Regions from separate parts of the Homo sapiens genome. Here region 1 is linked to region 2. Evidence: chromatin contacts called from ENCODE Hi-C or POLR2A ChIA-PET data. All regions are on one chromosome and are shown on one strand. The core of a region is the stretch at or near the end of the contact, and the rest is flanking DNA. Distances in the headings are between cores, read along the strand shown. Region 1 overlaps GALM (galactose mutarotase). Region 2 has its middle 23 kb from the start of GALM.

Region 1 (3,428 bases), core at 648-3,147, 39 kb after region 2:
CAGCCTGGTCATCATGGCAAAACCCCGTCTCTACGAAAAATGCAAAAATTAGCCAGGTACAGTGGCTCATGCCTGTAATCATACTCGGGAGGCTGAGGCTTGAGAATTGCTTGAACCTGGGAGGTGGAGGTTGCAGAGCCAAGACTGTATCACTGCACTGCAGCCTGGACAACATAGTGAGACCCTGTCTCAAAAAAAAAAAAAATCCAGGCTATCATTAAAAAGTCTTAATTGATTGTATAACCATTTTCCTTGTGAAATCAGTTGTCTTTAAATATTGAAATATGGCATTTAGCTTGAGGATGGAGCAACTACACAACTTTGAAAACACTTTTTTCCAGGTGCTCTGGACCCCTCGGGTGCTGTCAAATGGCGTCCAGTTCTCGCGCATCAGTCCAGATGGTGAAGAAGGCTACCCCGGAGAGTTAAAAGTCTGGGTGACATACACCCTGGATGGCGGAGAGCTCATAGTCAACTACAGAGCACAAGCCAGTCAGGCCACACCAGTCAACCTGACCAACCATTCTTACTTCAACCTGGCAGGCCAGGTAAGTGAACTTGTTTCTTCTTTCCTGCTTCGTGCTTTGTGGAATGTCCTGGGCTGTGGCTAGAGAGATCAGAGTAGTGTGGAATTGCTGTGGCAGTGAGGTCACCCTCATGATGATGAAAAGGGCCCAGCAGAGGGCTTATAGTAGGTGCTCAATAATTGAAAATTATAGAGAAAGACAGAATGATTACATTGTACTGCCAAGAGAAGTACCTGTTTCCCGTTTGCTTCAGACAAGTAACTAGCTGTTTCAAGAACTCCCTCTCAGAATCTAATTGTAACATGTGCTTATATTTGCTTCCCTTATTCCACGTCTACTCCCTGCAAATTTGTTCCAATTAAGGTGCCTTCCACCCTTGGAGCTTTGGAAATGGGCATGGTCCAGCTCCTTTAGATATGCTGCCAATATGTGTGTGCTTCCCCTGTGAGCCTGCCAGCTCCTCCCAGGGGTTTGGGTGGGCCAGTCCTGCCCTGCGCAGTACCGTGGAAAGAGCACTGGACTTGGATTTAGAAGACCTGGTTTTTTTAGCTTAATAAAGGCATATTCTCAATTTCATAGTAATAACACTACCTACTATTTGTCAGCTGCTGTTAGAAGCCCTTTATGAAGTTGTTGGTTAAGACACTAAAATCAACCCAGCAGAGGGATAAACCCCAGTGGGGGACCACTTGAACTGCCCACATAAGAGTGGTGTAGAGCTGCTGACAACCCCCCTTAAGTGATCCCTTCTGAACTACCTCATTCCCTCCTAAAGGTAACAGTTTAGCTCATTGAGGAGGATATCATATCAGACAGAATAAAAAGCTTAGCTAAACTCTGTAGATTATATCTATTACTTCCTCTTTATCTGAAGAACTCATCATTGTCTACTATACTTGACTCACTTTGGCCTGATTTTCTACCGCAAGATGGTGTTCACAGTCAGCTAGTAATATCTCACCTTTTTATACTGTTTCAGGAGTTTGCTGATGATCTGCTGGATTCTGTTTTCTAGAATTTTCCCAAATTGCAGAGTTAATTGGTTCTTGTAAAATTTCCAAAGTTCTCCCTTTAAAAAAGTTGACCCTTCACTTGCGGGTTCCTTATCCTCAGGAACTTTCACCATCCTTCTTGAAATCTTAAAAACAAGGCCAGGTGCTGTGGCTCATGCCTGTAATCCCGGCACTTTGGGAGGCCGAGATGAGTGAATCACCTGAGGTTAGGAGTTTGAGACCAGCCTGACCAACATAGTGAAACCCCGTCTCTACTAAAAATACAACATAAGCTGGGCATGGTAGCGTGGGCCTGTAATCCCAGCTATTCGGGAGGCTGAGACAGGAGAATCACTTGAACCTGGAAGGCGGAGGTTGCAGTGAGCTGAGACTGCGCCATTGCACTCCAGCCTGAGCAACAAGAGTGAAACTCCGTCTTTAAAAAAAAAAAAAAAATCTTAAAAACGAAACAAAAGACAAAAACAAAACAAAAACCCTCAGACCTAAGAGGATCTACTTCTTAAAATAAGTTCAGAAACAAACGACAGAAATAGAAGAAAGTATTGTTTTATGTAGGTAAAAAACTCGGTGATAATTCTGTTTTTTACATTTTTTGCATACTTAGGACATCCTATTTAATAATAGGGAGGGGAGATCTAAAGGAATAGATTAGAAATAAAAAGAGAAATTATGCATGCAGTATTCCATCTGCCAGTGTGTTCCAATGAAGGAGACAATATGGGAATGTTAGGTTTACTAAGGCTTTTTACGACTCTTCCAATCCTGCAGGGACTTGGAGTGACGGGTATTTCTGAATCTCTTTTCAGAGGCTGAATAGTTTCCTAGATCATAGACCCCACCCAAAAGCGCGGTCAATGAACTTCCTTCCGTATACCACAGATTGAATATCCCTTATCCAAAATACTTGAGGCCAGAAATGTTTTGGATTTTGGAGATTTTCAGATTTTGGAATATTTGCGTTATATATACTTATTTGTTCAGCATTCCTAATCTGAAAACTCGAAATCTGGAATGCTCCAGTGACTACTTCTGAGCGTCATGTTGGCACTCAAAAAGCTCAGATTTTGGAGCATTTCAGATTTTAGATTGTCCTCTTTTTTTTTTTGAGGTGGAGTTTCACTCTTGTTGCCCAGGCTGGAATGCAGTGGCACGATCTCGGCTCACTGCAACCTCCACCTTCTGGGTTCAAGCAATTCTCCTGCCTCAGCTTCCCTAGTAGCTGGGATTACAGGCGCCCACGACCACGCCCAGCTAATTTTTGTATTTTTGGTAGAGATGGGGTTTCACCATGTTGCCCAAGCTGGTCTCGAACTCCTGACCTCGGGTGATCCACCCGCTTCAGCCTCCCAAAGTGCTAGGATTACAGGCGTGAGCCACCGCACCTGGCCCCAGATTTTAGATTTTCAGATTAGGGATTTTCAACCTCTATCTTAGTAAGCGTAGCTTGAATCCACAGCCACTAACTTCAGGTTTGAAGGTGGATGGGGGCACCAGCCTTCCAAGGCACTCCGGTAGGAGTGGATGATCACCAAGCCAGACCTGGAGTCAAGGGCCTCTGCATCTTCAGAATATCTCTTGCCATACCTTGAGAAGCATTATCATATATCTCAAACCCTCCCCAGGCACATAGCTCAAAACCTGATATTTAAATTAGTCAGCTCATCTTATATATTTTTGTTTGTTTTTTAAATTTAATAAGTGGTATTTTTGTTCTATTTGGGCCCAAGTATTGCTCATCACTTCTAAGTTTGAGGGTTGGAGACCTGGGGAGGAGGGGAGAACTGGCTTTGTCAAAGAATATAAAAGGTATGTAGGTTGCAGGTCGTTTTTTGTTTTATTTTATTTTTCTGTTCCTTCCTGTGCCTAACACAAAACTGGGATAACTTTT
Region 2 (3,608 bases), core at 1,065-3,564:
TCATACAAACTACACAGCACTTATGAAACTGAATAACTTGAACTACATATAACAACAATAGTTAATCTCACAAATAAAAAGTTGAGCAAAAAAGCAGGTTGAGGAAGATTACAGTATGTAGCACTAAGCCAGACATGGTGGCTCAGGCTTGTAATCCCAGCTACTCAGGAGGCTGAGGTAGAAGGATAGCTTGAGACCAGCCTGGGAAACATAGCAAGACCCTGTCACTTAAAAATGTATGTATACATTTTTTCATATTCATATGAAATATAAATATTTATATATAAATATATATTATCCATATATATTTATATATATATTTATAAAATATGTAGCACTACTAGAAGTATACCAAATAAACATTCTGGCATAAGGTCAATAAATTGAAATCAATATTTAGTTGAGGAGAAAATGAATATCAACATCAAAGAATGATTTCTGGGGTACAAGAACAAACCTGAAATTATGGCCGGGTGCGGTGGCCCACGCCTGTAATCCCAGCACTTTGGGAGGCCAAGGCAAGTGAATCACCTGAGGTCAAAAGTTCAAGACCAGCGTGGCCAACGTGGCTGGGACTACAGGCATGCCACCCTGCCTGGCTAATTTTTGTATTTTTAGTAGAGATGGGGTTTTGCCATGTTGGCCAGGCTGGTCTCGAACTCCTGGTCTCAAGTGATCCACCACCCTAGGCCTTCCAAAGTGCTAGGATTACAGGCGTGAACCACCTCCTCTAGCCTACTGGGTCATTTTAAACAGCAAACTGATACAAAATGTCTTTCTGCTACAGCAATCATAATTAAAGGCAAAAGAAAACAAATAGCTCAGAGAAAAAGAAACTTGGTAGTGTGTCCGAAATTGGTGAGTTCTTGGTCTCACTGACTTCAAGAATGAAGCCGTGGACCCTCGCAGTGAGTGTTACAGTTCTTAAAGATGGTGTGTTCGGCGTTTGTTCCTTCTGATGTTTGGACGTGTTTGGAGTTTCTTCCTTCTGGTGGGTTCGTGGTCTCACTGGCTTCAGGAGAGAAGCTGCAGACCTTTGTGGTGAGTGTTACAGCTCTTAAGAAGGCGTGTCTGGAGTTGTCTGTTCCTCCCGTCTGGAGTTGTTCATTCCTCCCAGTGGATTCGTGGTCTCGCTAGCCTCAGGAGTGAAGCTGTTGACCTTCACAGTGAGCGTTACAGATCTTAAGGGCAGTGCAGACCCAAAGAGTGAGCAGCAACAAGATTTATTGCAAAGAGCCAAAAGACAAAACTTCCACAGTGTGGAAAGGGACCCCACGGGGTTGCCGCTGCTGGCTCGGGTAGCCTACTTTTATTGCCTTATCTGATCCCACCCATATCCTGCTGATTGGTCCATTTTACAGAGAGCTGATTGGTCTGTTTACAATCCTTTAGCTAGACACAAATGTTCTCCAAGTCCCCACTAGATTAGCTAGACACAGAGCACTGATTGGTGTGTTGACAAACATTGAGCTAGACACAAAGTGCTGATTGGTGCATTTACAATCCTCCAGCTAGACATAAAAGTTCTCCAAGTCCCCACCCGCCTCGGGAGCCCAGCTGGCTTCACCTAGTGGATCCCTCCCCAGGGCCGCAGGAGGAGCCTGTGCAGTCCCATGCTGCGCTGCCAGCACTCCTCAGTCCTTGGGCGGTTCGATGGAACTGGGCGCGGCGGAGCATGGGGTGGCGCCAATCAGGGAGGCTCCGGCCGTGCTGGAGCCCACCAGGGGTGGGGGTCTCAGGCATGGCAGGCCGCAAGTCCAGAGCCCTGCCCCGCGAGGAGGCAGCTGAGGCCCAGCGAGCGCTGTGCGGGCAGGCCAGCACTGCTGGGGGACCCAGGGCACCCTCCGCAGCTGCTATCCCGGGTGCTAAGCCCCTCACTGCCTGGGGCTGGCGGTGCCGGCCGGCTGCTCGGAGTGCGGGGCCCGTTGAGCCCGCGCCCACCTGGAACTCGCGCTGGCCCGCGTGCGCCGCGTGCAGCCTCAGTTCCCGCCTGCACTTCTTCCTCCACACCTCCCCACAAGCAGAGGGAGATGGCTCCGGCCTTGGCCATCCCAGAGAGGGGCTCCCACAGTGCAGCGGCAGGCTGAAGGTCTCCTCAAGCGCGGCCAGTGTGGGTACCAAGGCCGAGGAGGCGCCAAGAGCAAGCGAGGGCTGCCAGTACGCTGTCACCTCTCGGTAGCCTGATCGTGATTGAAACCAAATGAACAAGATTCAAATCTGCAGTCGTTAGGGGTAAATAAGATCTGTCTACCTTAAGTGGTAGTAACTTAATATCAAAGGCAGCACACTGGGATGCCCCCTCGCTTCTGTTTGGGCACAGCTTTCTTTTCTACTATTATCTGGTACAAAACTGGTTTTCTGTACATCTCCTCAACCTCTGACCAGAAAGCCTTGGCCCTGGAACCTCTTGGTGATAGTCGTTTGCCTGTGCTAAATAACAACCTCACTTCCTGTTTTCTCTTTTATCTCAACACAACAGGTACAGAGTGGAGGATGTGACAGTTAGAGGGAATGTTGCAACAATAATGAAAGCAATTACTCTTGAGTCTTAGGCTTCCTTGCTCGTTTTCGTTTCAGTAGATTATCTCTTGTGAATAACACTTAAAGTGGACAGGGCTTGTACAGATACCAGGGGAGAAGAAAAGGCACGTGACTCCAGTGTCACTGTCAATGAGCAGCTTGTTTGGCCGCTTCTGGCGTTGGGTAAATTTTTTGTTTTTAACTAAAGCCTTACTTATAATCAGACCCTCAGTTTCTTTCTTTTCTTTTTTTTTTTTTTTTTTTTTTTTTTTGAGATGGAGTTTTGCTCTTATTGCCAAGGCTGGAGTGCAGTGGTGTGATCTTGGCTCACTGCAACCTCCACCTCCCAGATTCAAGCGATTCTCCTGCCTCAGCCTCCGGAGTAGCTGGGATTACAGGCGCCCGCCACCACACCTGGCTAATTTTTGTGTTTTTAGTAGAGACGGGGTTTCACCGTATTGGTCAGGCTGGTCTCGAACTGTTGGCCTCAGTTGATCCGCCCTCCTCAGCCTCCTAAAGTGCTGGGATTACAGGCGTGAGCTACTGTGCCCGGCCCCAGACCTTGAGTTTCTTTTTGAGTTTTGTAATTTTATATCTACTTTATGTCTTTATAAATCTCACTTACCTTAAAGAAAGGCTGAACTATAAGACAGCCAAGATTTAGAAAACAGTATGATTATTTAGGACAGTGAAATGAGGAAAGAAATGAAGTGCTTAGAAATTTTGCTTTCACTATGTGCGGTATGGAATCAGTTCCTTCACAAAAAACTCTCCTACAGTAAATGAATTGCCTTTCATGATATATTTAAATTTAAGTATCTATCCTGCAGCTCATTTTTATAGTGTGTTCTACTGACTTTCCAGCAGAAAATCTGGCTCTTTTAAACATTTTTGCTCAAATAGAAATTAAATGAGCGGTTGCCTGGCGGTGGGGTTTGGGGTGCAGATAGGATTGACTCCTACGGGGTGGGGGTTCCTTTTGGAGATGATGGAAATATTCTAAACTTGGATTTTGGTGGTAGTTGCACAGTTCTATGAATATGCTAAAACCATCGAATTGTACACCTTAAATGGGTGAATTTTATGGT

What was found. Hi-C counts contacts between places; a loop is a spot of excess contacts on that map. ChIA-PET counts read pairs that join two places held with the same protein, here RNA polymerase II (POLR2A). Pooled maps may share reads with other maps.
Region 1: a loop to region 2 is called in a map of HepG2, with 17 times the contacts of the local background. The contact joins two enhancer-like sites. A Hi-C loop is called at or near these places in 2 of 168 maps with a recorded cell type or tissue (CD4-positive, alpha-beta T cell and HepG2) and 8 of 50 pooled maps. POLR2A ChIA-PET finds 5 or more read pairs at or near these places in 18 of 52 experiments (AG04449, BJ, CD4-positive, alpha-beta T cell and 11 more).

What each region holds. Positions count from the first base shown.
Region 1 is chr2:38,680,939-38,684,366 of GRCh38, forward strand. It overlaps GALM (galactose mutarotase), which reads left to right. Exons shown (of 7, transcript NM_138801.3): 3 at 342-548. LOC124905993 (a long non-coding RNA gene) reads right to left here. Exons shown (of 3, transcript XR_007086292.1): 3 at 2,945-3,428. Among named protein-coding and RNA genes, the nearest start is that of GALM, 17 kb to the left of the region's middle. Within about 2 kb of position 1,898, at least 3 of the 41 ENCODE cell types and tissues checked have a DNase peak (open chromatin) inside an H3K27ac peak, as active enhancers do; they include CD4-positive, alpha-beta T cell, where a contact is called at or near this core.
Region 2 is chr2:38,641,442-38,645,049 of GRCh38, forward strand. No RefSeq gene overlaps it. Among named protein-coding and RNA genes, the nearest start is that of GALM, 23 kb to the right of the region's middle. RefSeq lists a cis regulatory region at 2,248-2,760. Within about 2 kb of position 2,315, at least 4 of the 41 ENCODE cell types and tissues checked have a DNase peak (open chromatin) inside an H3K27ac peak, as active enhancers do; they include CD4-positive, alpha-beta T cell, where a contact is called at or near this core.